Regions from separate parts of the Homo sapiens genome. Here region 2 is linked to region 1. A link is a loop called in an ENCODE intact Hi-C map of the cell type or tissue named here. Cell type or tissue: MCF 10A. All regions are shown on one strand.

Region 1 (8,000 bases):
ACATAAATATTAAAGCATATATTGTACAGACCTCAATTCATACAGTGGGCCCCACAAATACTATATGTGGATCTGTTCAGAGGTTATTACCTTACTGTGGGGCCTTGGACAGGTCATAACTTCTCTGGGCTTCTGGTTGCCCATTTGTAAAAGAAAAGCATAGGACTAGATGCTCTCTAATGTGTTTTTAAGCTCTATAAATTATTTTTAATTATTCTACTTATTTATAAATAAGCATATATTTCTTATAAGCCTTATATAAACTTATGTAAAACCTACCATAAATCTTATCTAAAACCTACTATAAACCCCATAAACCTAGTATGAAAATATAAACTCTTCTTTTACCTCATGTTGCCTATCCAGCCTCATTTATTCATTCATCAGACATTTATGAGGTACCAACTATATGTCAGATGTGGTGCTGTATTTGGGTGAGAACACAACAATGAATAAGTTACAGTTTATGTGTTCAAGCATGTCATAGACCAGAGGATGCATAATTAGATTACTGTCTTAGTTCATTGAGATTGCTATAACAAAGTATCTTAGGTCAGATAATTCATAAACAACAGAAATTTATCTCCACAGTTCTGGAGGCTGGGAAGTCCAAAATCAAGTTGTCACCAGATTCAGTGTCTCTTGAGGGCTAGCTCTCCAACTCACAGATGGCCGAAGGGGTGAACAAGTCCCCTTGGGCCTCTTTTATAAAGACACTAATTCCATTAATGAGGTTGGAGGCTTCATGACCTAATCACCTCTCAAAGGCCTTACCTCTTAATATCATCAATTTGGGGGTTAGATGTGAACTTTGCAGGGGAGAAAAACACTCCAAACATTGCAGTTACTATGCTCCAATATTCAAGTGCAGTGAGAGCAAAGCCTGCAGGACTAGGGGGCCCACAAGGGGCTGGGCAGCTTACCTACCCTGATGGACAGTGTGCCAGGGAAGGATGTTTGGAGAAGGCAGTATAGGAGTTGAATTTTAATGGATAATCAATAGTTAGGCCAGCCAAGAGAAAGGGGAAAATGTCTCAGGTAGAGAGGGCAACAGAAACGAAGGCACAGAGGTGACAGAGATCATTTAGCATGAGGAATGCAAACCTATTAGCATAGGATGCCCACAGAAGCGTGGGACTGAGCCTGGAGCAACAGGCAGAGGTGACACTGAGAGTCTTAGTTGGACTTCATTCTGTAAGGTGAGAAAAAACTCCAAAAGGTTATAAACGGGAATGACATAATAGGTATGGGTAATATATGGATCACAATTTGACAATGGTCCAAAAAGATAAATTAATGGAAGCCAATGAGAGGGACAATTTAGCAGGGTACAGACATCATCCAGGTGAGAGATCCTAGAGGCCTAGGGTGGGTCAGTGACAGCACAAATGGAGAAGGGGGCAGGACTGGAGATACATTTTGAAGAGTGACATGGACCCATTTGGATGACAACCAAATTCAGTGTCCATTTCTACATTGGGCCATCTGATTTTCCCCATGTGAACAGCAGAAAGAAAACTTTACCAGCTCTGTGTTCACAGATCTATGTCTTTAACATGATACTTACTTATTTTATACATTTGTACAAACACAAACTATTATTTTATTATGATGTGCAAGTTGAAAGAAGAACATGGATACCCTGCATTCCAAGAGGATCTTCATTGATCCTCATCAACTTCGGAAGCTGTTAACAAATTATGTCCAGTTCTCACTTTGTCATTTCTCATTCATCCTAATAGTGCTTTTGTGCAGGGGACGTTTGCACCATTCAACAGGACTCGTGCCATCCACCACACAGGTTTTCAGTTTTCAACAGAGAGAGCCTGTTCACAGCCAAGAATAGCAACAAGTCACTTCAATTTAGGCATCTGCAACTCTGTGTGTAAATAAGTCAGCAGCAGAAAATTGAGTTTTCTTATGAAAGGCAGATGCTTTTAAAATTCAAGGGGCAAGTTCTTGACACAGCAAAGGGGGTGACATTGTCCCGAATTATCTGGAAAGAACTGATGGCTGTTGGCAAGGGTTGGTCAGTCTGGGAAGGCAAGGGTTCCACCAGGGAATCAGCAAGCTGCCTTCAGGAAGCTCCAGAGGGAAGTCAGGTTGCAGTTCCAGCTAGAGCTCTGCTATCCAAACGGCATTTAAAGGGATCTGTGATTTACACAGATTTATGTAAGACTGAAGATACTTTATGAAATTTGTTCCTACAATTACATTTCCTAGGAATTACTAGGGATTAGAAAGTCACTATTCTCAGACACTCTGCCGCATAGTTTTCTGTAAACAGTTTATACAGAAATAAAGGAGAGGGAATGATCAGTTGCCAATTTGTGCAAGCTGTTCTGTGCAGAGTCTCACTATGGCCAATTCCTTGTGATTTATGTGCCAACTGCCTGTAGCCAGCTGGACAACAGTCATCCTGACTCTTTAGTGCTTTCAGAACATTTTAAAAGTAAGCCCTAATAAAAGGCTTCCTTTCTATTATCCCTGTCCTTTGGGATAAGAAAAATTCCCCACAGAAATTGTACACATTTTGCAAAAACCATAAATCCTGAGGGTGACATTTTAATGTCCCAAAGGCAATGCATGATAAATGTCTCTAATAAGTTAGAGCCTTTCTGGGATCCGTTGACCTTTGAAGTCTCTCCAGTAGATAGGTTTTGTCTCTTACTCAAAGCTACCATATATTGATTTTAATTTCTATTAACCCCAAAATTATGATCAAAAGTCTTCTGAAATGTTATTTGGGTTTTTTAATGCCCTGAAATGATGCTCAAATTCAGTGACATGAATCACTTTCTTTTTCTAGCACTAGAGAATTAAAAACCAACTATCACATTAGAAACTGTTTGGTGAGGAAGAGTATTATAGGATGCATATCTTAAATAAATTGTAATTTGATATATTAGAACTCAAATACACACATTATTTAATACTGTTACTGATATATTTCAGCTTACACATGCATGCACACAACTAGTTTTGTAGTTCACTAAAAGAATCCCCTAAGAATCTAAGATTCTTTATTAATAATCTTACTAATTACTAAGAATACTTGTTCTGCTATCAAAGTTGAATTTTCTAATCCAAAGAAGATAAGATGTATTTTATTGATTGCTGGTTTAGGGAGAATTTCAGCAGCACCAAGGGCTGCTGACCTCTTTGGCCTCTTTATTCCCTCCCCAGCCATGTACGTGCACTCCCCTATAGACTTTGGGGCACCAAATTTTTACCATGCTTAGGAATGGGACTCACCATAGCATGACACCTCTAAGTGGAAGTTCACATGGAGATCCTGACATCGAATCCATCAAAGAAAGCTTCTCATGTATCCGTCGAGCGTCTGAGGTCTGGGGATAACTGTTCTCCCAGAGGTTTTCTGACTGGGGCAGAAGACCCTCAAGACTTCCATACGGAGTGTTTGCAACATGTCAGGCAAAATTCACACAGGGATACGCAAGACAGACATGATCTCTGCCGTCCTGGAATGGGTCTTACCTTGAAGTTAAATGCCCTTTGGCCCTAACTGAAAGAACATTTTAATACCAAATTTTAAAAACTGAGCTACAGAACTATATAGTGCAATTCCATTTATGTAAAAAAAAAAAAAATACACAGAAGTAAACAAGTACATATGCGTACCCTTGTGTATGTTTTTGCAAGATTCCAAAGACCACAGTGTTACTGTGGGGTGGAGGACAGAAGGAAAGCACTTTTATTTTTAATAAAGAGTTCTCTGTGTTCTTTATTCTGTGTAAACCTATATAATTTTTAAAGTCTAGTTTTAAAAACTAAACATGATATCTTTATAAACAAACATGGAAAAGTAGTTGAGTAGAATAAAAAAGCAATTTATTAGTATATCAAGGAGATTCTATTCTCATAAAAAATAGATACATAGATAGTTAGATAGATAGATAGATAGATAGATAGATAGATAGATAGATAGATAGATAGAGCGAGCATCTGTGGGGAGAAAACTGAGGATATAAAGCAAATTGCTAATGAAAGTTATTCCTGGGGTTGTGATGAAAGGGAAACCCTCTTGTTTTCTATTACACATTTCTGTAACATTTGACTATTTTTTCAATGAGTATGAATTGATAATCAGAAAAAAACAAATTTTTAAAAATAAAAAATATTGCGATATGTTCTATGCCAAACAAGCTCAGCTAATTTATCTTCATTTAGGTGATAAAAATATCTTATGAAACATTAAAGAGAAAATATATATATATATATGTACATATATGTACATATGTATTTGTTGGTAAAAGGCTGCAAGCATAAACATGGACCCAGTCCTAGTTTTTCCAAATCCTCATGATTCTCTTACACCCTTTAAAGCTCTAAACGAGAAGGATTTCACATAATTCTTCAGGGTCAGTTTGGAGCCAGTCCCTCTGTGAGGTGTTCACAAGGGAAGGGCCTGGGTGAGGTGTGGCCCAGCAGCGGGCATGTGGACCCCAGAGAGGGGATCACTTGACCTTCCTCTGTGCCACCTTCCCAGTGATACCTCTAGGAAAGGATATTTATTTAGGCTGAGGAAAGAAGGTTCCTTTCTGTTTTTAACTCTTCAGCTTGACCTTGCACCCCAAAACTGTTGCCATCTTTTGAACCTCATCGACATGTAGCAAGCAGATTCAGTTTCATTTTACTCTCAGAGCACTCATTTGAAGGTTTTCATTTTGAATTGGCCCGAATCTGGGTCTCAGTCCCACACACAGCAGCAAGCTCTTGCATGATGGAGTTCGCCTTGGCAGGCTTGTCTGTACTTTCACTTCCCACCCAGATTCCTGAGCACAGACCAATGGGAGATTGCGTCAGCTTTGCCAAGGCAGACCAATGAAACAATCCTGAAATCCCCTTGGTGACACAGCATATGTGAAAGACTGTTTGTACCATATCGCATTGCTAAATTTAGAGACAGTCTGAGAAGAGGCAAAGAGAATGCAAGGACTAATCAATCCAAGAATACAGAAAACTTGCCTAGGCCAGTTAGTTAGTCTCCACTTATTTTGTAAAGCAGAGAGAGGAGGTGTTCATTTCAACCTCAGCCAGTTGCAACAAAGTCCTTGTTTCCATAAAGTTACTCTGGAGAAGGAAGTGCCTTCTAGGTGCTAGAAGCTGATGTCTGCCAAAAGCCCACACAAGATGTAAGCCGGGAAGAGTAATTGGTACCCTGAAAAACAAGCCGGTTATCCAACTCTCAGTTACTGACAATATCATGTGAGTGCTTATATGAGGGCAAATAATAAGCATGCACATAAAATCAAGAATCCCTAAAGGGACAAATATCAATAGCTAAAGTATTGTTTTAATTGTACTGAGGACATCATTTATGTTATTAATGAAGTATTTAGAGCACAGGCATCAGAGGGACCCTTAAATTCATGTTCAGAAATCAGACCCTTAGGATACGTTATCTCATAAGTTGCTGAAGTTTTAAATGGCTTTGACAGTGAAACCAACTAGAGCAACATTATCCACTTAAGACTGCTTGATATTTTAGAGGGTGTCATAGATTCTCTTTTCCAAGTAAAGATGCAAAAAAACTGTCTGGCCATGTTAACTAGCATTCGCTTTTAGAACAGCCAGTCTTCTCCTGAGTATCTCCAGATATTTTTATTTATAGAATGGTTTTCCCACTCCTTCTGAACTCTGGGACTCAAGAGCTACAATTTAAGAGGGTGTTCTTAAAGCTTTTCACAGTTTGTCATCTCACATTGCTTCACCTGATGAGGAGTCGATAGATAGCACCTCAAAAAGGTAGAAAGAAGCACAGATAGGGATTGGAATACACATGACAAAGGAGAACACAGAATGGAATTCCAAAACGCTTTGGGAGACCTGGAAATCCAAGTTATTCTGAGAGAAGACTGATGAAAAGGAATGCATACAAGCATAAGAACACCCACAAAAAGTAGCCCAGTGCTTAGTGACTGGGTTGCTCTTTCCCATCTACCAGTCAAGAAGGTGCTGTCCCCGGTTGAATACGTATGTACTGAAACAGAGGATTTCACATTCCAGAACCCATAATTCATCTCTGACTTAATCTCGAGCAAAGCATTGACGTGAATTACACAAACAGGAAAAAAGGTGGAGCCCAAATAGAAGAAAAATAAATAGTTCTATCAGTACAAAGGAATCATACAAAGAATCATCACAATAAATTTGATATAATTTTATAGCGTGTGTCTGTGTATTTAATTTTTATAACCAAAGAGATAAAGCATAGCAATTTTATCAATATCCCTTAATTTTTTTTTGGCACATGATTCTTTGAAAAATCAATCTACTCTGAAGTATGGATTTTCAGAAATATCCCTTTGGCATTGTTCTGATTTGCCTTCTCTACCCCAAAGTCCCTAACAATCAAAGACTGGGGTTTCATTTGTAGTTCTGTTGCTTTAGACACATATTTAAAATTAGAAGCAACCAGTGAATGAAATGAATTTGCCAATTTTTAAAAAATGCCATAATTCAAAATATGAGATGAGTCAAAGGGAGGCATTGCCCAGAAAGAACAGACACACATATGCAACACACACACACACACACACACACACACACACACACACACACAGTGAAAAGAAAACTATATCATTAGGCAAGTTTGTTCACTTTCCAACAACAAATGAGTCATTCATCAGTTCCTATGCCACATGTATTACAGGACTTGAGTGTAAAATAGTATTTATCTTTCAACAACAACGAAAAGCCCCTGAGGTCTCACATTACCTCAGTTTTCCTTTACGTGTCTAAATGTACTAAGTCAGCTCTCTCCCTTTCTAATAGCTGATCTGGGGAACTTGAATAGACAAGAAAAAACAGCCAATTGTATTTCTGCTTTACACAAATAACAGCTACAGTTGCTCCCCTTGCCCGAGGCCCTTTCCCCTTTCCCTTTCACTGGGAGCTAGTAAATAAATAAATACATTTTAAGAAATAATGACTCAAAGCCTCTTAGAGAGCCAGGTGTGGGCCAAGGTGCTGCCTAAAACTTTAGAAGAAAGCTTCTAGAAAAACACAGCACATAATGACCCAACAGTTGCCTCAGGGAACGCCCAGCAGCATTATTTTGGGGGTCTGCTGGTTCTGTTTTACTTGGGGAAGGAGCTTGGTAAGGTAAACTTTTCCTGTCAGACCTTTAAGCTTTCTGTTCCCATGTGGTCTGTGTGACCTCACAATCTCTGGCTTCTGGATCAAAAGATCTGAATTTTATGTTATTAAAGTACACAAAAGATGAATAAATGAAGAGATATATCAGCTTCATATTTATTAATATATATAATGCAAAAATAGAATGTGTCCATACTGGTCAATTGTGTGGGATGTACACTCATATTTGTTATATTATCTACTACACCTTTCTATATCTTTTAACTTTTAAAACAAAGACAAATCAATAAAGGGAGCTTCACGTTTCTGTAGAAAAAAATGCTATTTCACTTCATGGATCCATGAAATAAAGATCATTGTATTGTTTCTCCATAATAAAAAGTTTGCCATGAGTATTCCATTCCTAGAACCAAGACAGAAGTTATTCATGTGGAGTGACTGCCAAATATTTGCTGTTTGAATAAAATCAAGTCTTGATCATAAAATAATCAAGTCTATTTAAAAGTACCTAAAGAAAAATTGTACAATAGGATTTAAAAAATCAAATAACTACTAAAATGAAAAAAAAGGAAATCTGGGTTTTAGTCTAAGTTCTGCTGCCAACTTATTATCTGATCTTAGGCAAATGTCTTGCATGCTTCCTCTGGGTCTCAGTTACCTTATTTTAAAAGTGGAGATGATAATGCCTTTTAACTACTGCACTCAGTTTTTGTGAGAGGAAAATGGGATGTGTAAAACTATCTTCAAAGAACAAAGCACTGTTTGAATGCTAGGTAGTTTCATGAAAAAATATGGCACTTACTTCGGATTTCCTTCTCTCACATTTGCTATCAATAAAAATGAGGGTAAGATTGGAAGTAAAAGTACATTTGCAAGAA
Region 2 (8,000 bases), 700 kb before region 1:
ACTCAGTTGGGAAAAATATGACTTTATTTTCCTGTTGGTAGGACATAGATGAAGAGTACCGGGGGCTTTGTTTTTTAAACAAATGCTTGGTTTTAAAGATTTTTTAAAGAAATAGTACATATAGTAAAGTTAGTTATAGATAATAGCAGAATGGAGTATTCTTAAAACAAATTATTTTTCCTTTACTGTTAATTCTTTCTTACTATTCTTTGTTCATCTACTTGGCTAGCAGACTCTGTGTGAGAAGGGAAAAATAATCCCAAGCATATAATTAATGTGGAATAAAATTCATCTTTTTTTTTTTTTTTTGAGACGGAGTTTTGCTCTTGTCGCCCAGGCTGGAGTGCAATGGCATGATTTCGGCTCACTGCAACCTCCACCTCCCGGGTTCAAGTGATTCTCCTGCCTCAGCCTCCTGAGTAGCTGGAATTGCAGGCTTCCGCCACCACGCCAGCTAATTTTTGTATTTGTAGTAGAGACAGGGTTTCACCATATTGGCCAGGCTGGTCTTGAACTCCTGAGCTTAGGTGCTCCACCTGCCTGGGCCTCCCAAAGTGCTGGGATTACAGGTGTGAGCCACCGTGCCTGGCCAATTCATCTTTTTTGGAGTATGGTTTGAAGAGTTTTCAAACAATTGTGTACAGTTGTGTAGCTACTTACAAAATCAAGATAATAAGATATTTAATTTCACAAAATTCCCTGGTACTCCTTTACAGTTACCTCTTCCTTCCCCCAACTCACAGTAATTACTGATCTGATTTCCATCTCAGTTGTTTTACCTTTTTCAGAATGCCATATAAATGGGCTCATGTAGTATGTAGCCTTTCGTGTCTGAATTTTACCTCGAGTAATGTTTTTGAGACTCATCCTTTTTGCGTGTATCAGTGGTTTTTTCCTTTTTGTTGCTGAGTTGCTGAGTATCCCACTGTATGGTTATACCACAAATTGTTTATTCATTAACTGATGGACATTGGATTGTTTCCATTCTGGGACTATATTGAGAAAAGCTGCTGAAAACACCTAGAGGTCTTTCTGTGTCAAGCCACATATATTGTAAAAGATAAAAATTAATTTTGTTTTCTGAATGTTCCTTTATTTTTTATTTTTATAATTTAAAAAAATTTTACTGTGGAGCGCTTCACAAATTTGGGTGTCATCGTTGTGCAGGGCCATGCTAATCTCTGTATCGTTCTAATTTTAGTACATGTGCTGCCAAAACGAGCGTGAATGTTCATTTTTAGTATATGGAAAATGTTATTGATTTTTGTGTTCTGCAACCTTGCTGAACTCACACACTAGTTCTAGGTGTTTTTTTGGTAGATCCTTTGGGGTTTTCTATGTAAACAGTCTTGACATCTGCAAATAGAAATTATATAATTTTTCCAATCTGTAGGCCTTTTATTTCTTTTCTTCTTTTTTTTTTTTTCCTTATTGGAGTAGCTAGAACTTCTAGTACTGTGTTGGATAAGAGTGGTGAGAGTGGACATCTTCTGGTGTTCTTAATTTTATGGGGAATGTATTAGTCTTTCACAATTGTCATGAATAGATGTTGGATTTTGTCAGATGCCTTTTCTGTGCTAATTATATGATTGTATCACTTTTCTTCCTTAGCTGGTTGCTATAATAGATGACATTTATGGATTTTTGATGTTGGACCAACCTTGTATACATTTAATAAATCTTATTTGGTCACGGAATGTAATAAGTTTTATACATTGTTGGATTCAGTTTGCCAAATAATATTTCGTTGAGGATTTTTGTGTCTTATGTTCATAAGAGGGATTGTAGTTTTCTGTTTTTTCTATTGTCTGATTTAGCATTAGGGTTATACGGGCTTTATAAACTGAGTTCGAAAGTGTTCTGTTCTGATGTATTTTCTGGAAAAGGTCGTGTAAAAATGCTGTCAATTCTTTAAGTGTTTGATAGATATCTTTAGTGAAACCACTTGGGTCTGGAGATTTCTTTTTGGGGAGCATGTTAATTACCAATTCAATTTCTTTGATATATATAGATCTACTCAGCTTGCCTATTTCCTCTTCATTGAGTGTTGGTAGTTTATGGGTTTTGGGGAGTTGGTTTGTTTTTTCTAAGTTGTTAATTTATGAACATAGAGTTGTTTATAGTATTTCCTTGTCTGTGAATGACTTTAGGATCTGTAGTGTTGTCTTCATTTTTGTCAGCTTTGTTAGAGGTTTACCAATTTTACTTATTTTTTTGAAGAGCCAGTGTTGTGGTTCATGGATTTTTCTCTCCTTTTTAAAATTTCCAATTTTGTTGGTTTCTGTTTTTTGTTTTTAATAATCTTATTCCTTCTGCTCCTTTGGTTTTATTATTTTTTTCTAGTTTCTTGAAAAGGGACTTAGGTTATTTTTTTGAGCTCTTACCTTAATTTCTTTTTTAAATTGTAGTAAAATGCATGTAACAAAATTTACCATCTTAACCATGGTAGTGTTAATTACATTCACAATGTTGTACAAGCATTTAGTGTTACAAATATCTATTTCAGCCAGGCTTTAGTATAGACCATAAATTTTGATATGTTCTGTTTTTGTTTTCATTCGGGTCTGTGTATTTTTAAAATTTTCTTTTGAGGCTTTCTTTTGGAATCTTAGTTTTTTTTAGAAATGTGTTTAATTTCCACATTTAGTGGTTTTTCTGTTATCTTTTCATTATTGATTTCTAGTTTGATTCTATTGTAGTAAAAAAAGAGCTCACTGTAATTTTGGATCTTTTAAATTTGTTGATGTTCGTCTCCACTCTTGATTCCCTCATCATCTAGCCTCTAGATTGTGATTCTGGCTTCTAAGTATGCCTTAAACTCCCTGCTTTGTTTTTCGGGATTCAGGCCCATCTGATTTCTCACATGGATTGTTTTAGTGGCCTCTTAATTTGTCTTCCTGCTTTTAATACTATTACTTTTAGTTTATCTTCCCCAGTGCCATAATTTTTCTTTCTGAAATGCAGATCTAACATTGTTATTGTCCTCAAGAACCCTATTCTGACTTACCATCATCTACAGTATAAAGCCAAACACTAAAGCATGATGTGTGTGTAAAGGTTGTCCATGATCCCACTTCTTTCCAGGTCTTTCCAGGTGTACTAAGCTACTTGTTTTAATGAATGTGGGATAATGTTTTGGGCTTCCGTTTCTTTGCTCATCTAATTTGATAAATCTTTTTTGCTCTTTCCAGCATCCTTTGTTTTGGTTGTAATTAATTATTCATTCATATATTCCCTCCTGTAGCTCATACTTCTAACATCTAGCTTAACTATGACCTTTTTTGTGGTTCTTTTTAGCCCAAAGTGATCATTTCTACGTTTGTGCCATCTCTACACTACGTGTGTACTTCCTATATTCTTGTCATGTTATAACTGTGTATTGTAACATAATGGTTATTAAGGATGCTGACTCTGGAGTCAGAAACCAGATTTCAAATCCCAGCTTCATCACTTACTAGCGGTATAACCTTGGGCAAGTTATTTGACCTTTTTGTATCTCAGTTTTCTTGTCTGTAAAACAGCAATGATAATGGTACCTTGTACTTCGTAACTTTGTTTCAAGAATTAAGTGAGTTAATATGGGTTAAGTATCCTTTATCCAAAATGGTTGGGACCAGAGTCTTTCAGATTTCAGATTTTTTCAGATTTTGGAATGTTTGTATTATATACTTACAGTATTCCAAATCTGAAAATCTGAAATGCGAAATGCTTCAATAAGCAGCAGTTCCTTTGAGCATCATGTCAGTGTTAAAAAAGGTTCAGATTTTGGATCATTTTTCTTTGTACTTAAACCAGCAGCATATAGGAGGGGATAAGTAAATGTTTGTTCAGTGAATGAATGAATGAATGAATCTAAATTTGCCCCTTGCTTTTATTTGGAAAACCGAGACTCAAATAAGTAAGGTAACTTGTTCAAATAAGTTAGGACCCAGATTTTGAGAGTATCAGTTCAGGGCTCTTTTTACCACACCTGCTAACATTTTGTTTAAAAATTTTTCTCCCATCTTATCTGTTCTCTCTAATTGCTTATATCAATTTGTCCAAATTAGAATTAAAAAAATTTAAGAACAGTGGTATACTTATAATGAATACTCAATACATTTGTTGTTGTCGATTTGTAGAGAGCTTACAAGGAGGTTATGTCTGATTAGAGCTTTATCTTTGCATCTTTAGCTTTTAAAAATTACATGGGAAATGGAAAGTGCTGGCCTAACTCAAAATAGAGTCTCTTTCTTCAGACTGAGATGTTAGTCAGCAGAGGGTGCTCTAACATTGTATTTTAAGGGGTGAAGTTTCTTATTACCACAACTGGTGTTCACATTTTATATTTGTTAGTTTTATATTAGAATTATGTTAAGAGACCAGTTCTTGGTCCTTCCGAAGAATACTTTGTAAGTAAACCCTAATTTTGGTTTAGATCTTAGACCTTCAAGCACGAAATTTAGAACAAGCTTCTCATTTTGTCAACTGTAAAATAAATAACTTTAATGGGAAATTTTTCTCTGCAAATTGACTTTCAGGACAGGTGGTAAAAGGAAGAAGTTGAAATTACTTTTTGAATTGTAAAAAAAAATACATACTCTTGGGCTACATGATTTTGGTCAATGATGGACCGCATTTAGGATGGTGGTCCCAGAAGATGATAATCTGTATTTTTATAGTATCCTTTCTGTGTTTAGATGCATACATACTTATCATTGTGTTACAGTTGTCTAGAGTATTCAGTGTAGTAACATGATGTACAGGATTATAGCCTAGGAACATTAGGCTACACCATGTAGCCTAGGTACGTAGTAGGCTATGGCATCTAGGTTTGTGTAAGTACACTGTGATGTTTGAACAGCGAATGAAATTGCTTAACAATGCATTTCTCGGAACATATCCATGTTGTTAAATGTCCCATGGCTGTATTGATGTTGATCTTAAACATAGACATGATAGAATGACTCAGAATTTAATACTCTTTGTGATTTCAAAAGTAGATTTTAGCAAAATGCTTTAGTGAAAACCTGTGTATAATTTTTTAAAAAACATTTAACATTTTAATCATAAATGCTAACAGATTCTTCTGTCTTATTTCCAGTCTTTTTAAGGTTGTGAATTTCTGGAACTTAACCCATTTATGCAGGAGATTAAAATTTTTTGTGTGTGAAAAATCAGACCTTGTCAGTGACCTTGAACAGTTTACATAACTCCCACAAGCTTAGCGTTCCAATAATGGAAAACTAGGCATAAAGGAGTTAACAATGTATTCTGTAAACTAGATTTTTGAAATGTGACTTACATAGATTTTATATATGTGGTATCCCTTCATTATTTTTGAACTTTTTCATATATAAGAATGGGCTTAGAAAGCTGTGAAACACATTGCTACTCTATAGTTGTTTGTGTTTGTCCTACATATAGAGTAAGTCAGTATTCACAGCAATCATCAAATTACTTTGGTTTGCATTTGTAGTTACATGCTTGCAGTTACAATGAAATGTAATCCCGTTTCCAGTGAATCAGAATGCAGCAACTTTCCGAATAGGAGGCATTTATTTTAGTGACATGAACTTGGGCAGTAGTTCTCCAGTATGGGGAAAATTCTTTCAGTGCTGATTTTAGAATACTTGTATTAGTTTGCTATCTGAGTACAGATATTTATACTAGAATCATGTCCCTTCTGAGAATATCCATTATTGCTACACCATGTGCCAATGTGCACACATGCACAAACATACACACACACATAAATGGAGTAATGAATAAAAAACAAAAAGCAAAGAAATATTAAAATATATTCATTTCGAGAATTGAATATGGAAGACTAGAGCAATGTAAAGAAGAAAAAGAACAAAGTGTAAAAATAGACCTAATACTGTTCTTATGCAGTCATTTTCTATAGGGCAATACACTGAGTCTTTAGCTAGTTGGGTCCTCTTATTTACACAGAAAATACAGTTCTGGATAAGAGTTGGTGTTCTGTATCCATGGGTTCTGCATCCATGGATTCAACCAACCATGGATTGAAAATATTTGGGGGAAAAAAGCAATAACTAATAATAATACAACAATAAAAATGAAATCACAAAAAGTCCAATATGGTATAACAACTATTTACGTAGCACTTACATTGTAATAGGTATTATAAGTAATCTAGCAATAATTTAAAGTATACGGGAGAATGTGTGTAGGTTATATGCAAATACTATGCCATTTAATATAAGGGTTTAAGCATCTGCGAATTTTGGTATCCAGCTAGGTCCAGGAACCAATCCCCACACGTACCAAGGGTGGACCGTATTCCAGGTTCAAATCCTTACTACTTGCTTTTCTATTAAATTTAAGTTAGATGGTAGAAGTAGCAACATAATAGCCAATGGTTACGTTATGATTTACTTAGGGTATATGTGGTTTCTGTGTTGTGGGTTAGAAGGCTTCTCACAAAACTGTATATAATATCTGTTTAGAAGACTTGTACAAATTAGTACTTTTGAAATCCTTGATGTAAATCAGATTAAAGTGTAAGAGAAACTCAGTACCTTTAATTTTTGCCAGTTCTGTTTTCTTTTATAGATTGTGTTGAATATCAGTAGATTCATTAGAAATAAGCAATCTGGGAACCAGTGAATTCAGATAGCATATTTGTTTGGAATTAATATCTTTGCATGAAAATAATTCTAACATAAAAATTTGTATTGAACCGCATGTTAATTATGGAATTTGACAATAGAAATAAGTAAATGGTTATCTTACTCCTTCGTTTTTCTGGTTCATTTTTATTTTTAAAAAATCATAACAGGATGATTATTCATTTTTATAATATTTAGAATGTTTTTATGTTAATACTTTATTTATTTTTTTTATGGAGATGGAGTCTCCCTCTGTCGCCCAGGCTGGAGTGCAGTCGCACTATCTTGGCTCACTGCAACCTCCGCCTCCCGGGTTCAAGCAATTCTCCCACTTCAGCCTCCCAAGTAGCTGGGACTACAGGTGCATGCCACCACGCCCAGCTAATTTAAATTTAAATATAATTTTAAGGAAGCATATGTTTAAATTTATCTCCTAATTCTTAATATGCCAAGACAAAGGAGTTGTCGTCATTTACCATCTGGGACCAATGAAATTTAAAAAAAAATTTTAAGATTTTGACAGGCTAGCGCTGGGTGCAGTGGCCCATGACTGTAATCCCAGCACTTTGGGAGGCCGAGGCGGACAGATCATGAGGTCAGAAGTTCAAGACTAGCCTGGCCAACAGAAACCCCATCTCTACTAAAAATACAAACATTAGCCAGGTGTGGTGGTACGCGCCTGTAATCCCAGCTACTCGGGAGGCTGAGGCAGGAGAATCGCTTGAACCTGGGAGGCAGAGGTTGTAGTGAGCCAAGATCGCACAACTGCATTCCATCCTGGGCGACAGAACGAGACTCTGTCTCAAAAAAAAAAAAAAAAATAGATTTTGACAGGGTCTCCCTCTGTTGAGTACAGATCATGCCTGGCTAATTTTTTTTGTAGAGACAGGGTTTTGCCATGTTGCTCAGGCTAGTGTCGAACTCCTGGGCTCAAGCAATCCACCTGCCTCAGCCTTCCATAGTGCTAGGATTACAGGCATAAGCCACCATGCCCAGCCCCAATGAACTTTAAAATATATATGTGTGTGTGTGTGTGTGTGTGTGTGTGTGTGTGTGTGTGTGTGTGTGTTTAAGTCATTTTGCAAATAATTTAGAGAATTTAGAATAAAGGAATAGTGTATAACAACTTTATTAGAAATTTTAATACAGGTTTAAGTACAGCAAATTTACATTTTCATTTCATATTTTTCTAGTTTTAAAGGTATCTAAAATGGTCAACATCCCCTGAATGCAACTAATTGCTCATTAATTTTTATACATTCAAATATACCTCTGAGAGGTTCTAGTTTATTACTTCTGGCCCTTCTTGCATCTAATAGTGTTAATAATACTTGAAGAAATCTATAAACCCTTTGCCAGCTCATGATTTCATTATGAAATATTTTC

What was found. Peaks named below come from ENCODE experiments on the same cell type or tissue, not always from the same donor. Only the 100,000 strongest peaks of a DNase experiment are listed, where the experiment ranks them.
Region 2: a loop joins it to region 1, with 6 times the contacts of the local background. A loop is called at or near these places in 5 of 110 quality-filtered maps.

The regions. Positions count from the first base shown.
Region 1 is chr6:105,598,539-105,606,538 of GRCh38, reverse strand. No RefSeq gene overlaps it. Among named protein-coding and RNA genes, the nearest start is that of LINC02836, 30 kb to the left of the region's middle. RefSeq lists enhancers at 4,566-5,145, 4,517-5,716. In MCF 10A, no CTCF peak of the experiment used is centred here; DNase peaks (open chromatin) are centred at 4,818, 5,998 and 6,808.
Region 2 is chr6:106,297,401-106,305,400 of GRCh38, reverse strand. All of the region lies in intron 3 of ATG5 (autophagy related 5), which reads left to right. It also overlaps the pseudogene RNU6-344P. Among named protein-coding and RNA genes, the nearest start is that of ATG5, 24 kb to the left of the region's middle. In MCF 10A, a CTCF peak has its summit at 4,291 (motif pointing right); a DNase peak (open chromatin) is centred at 4,260.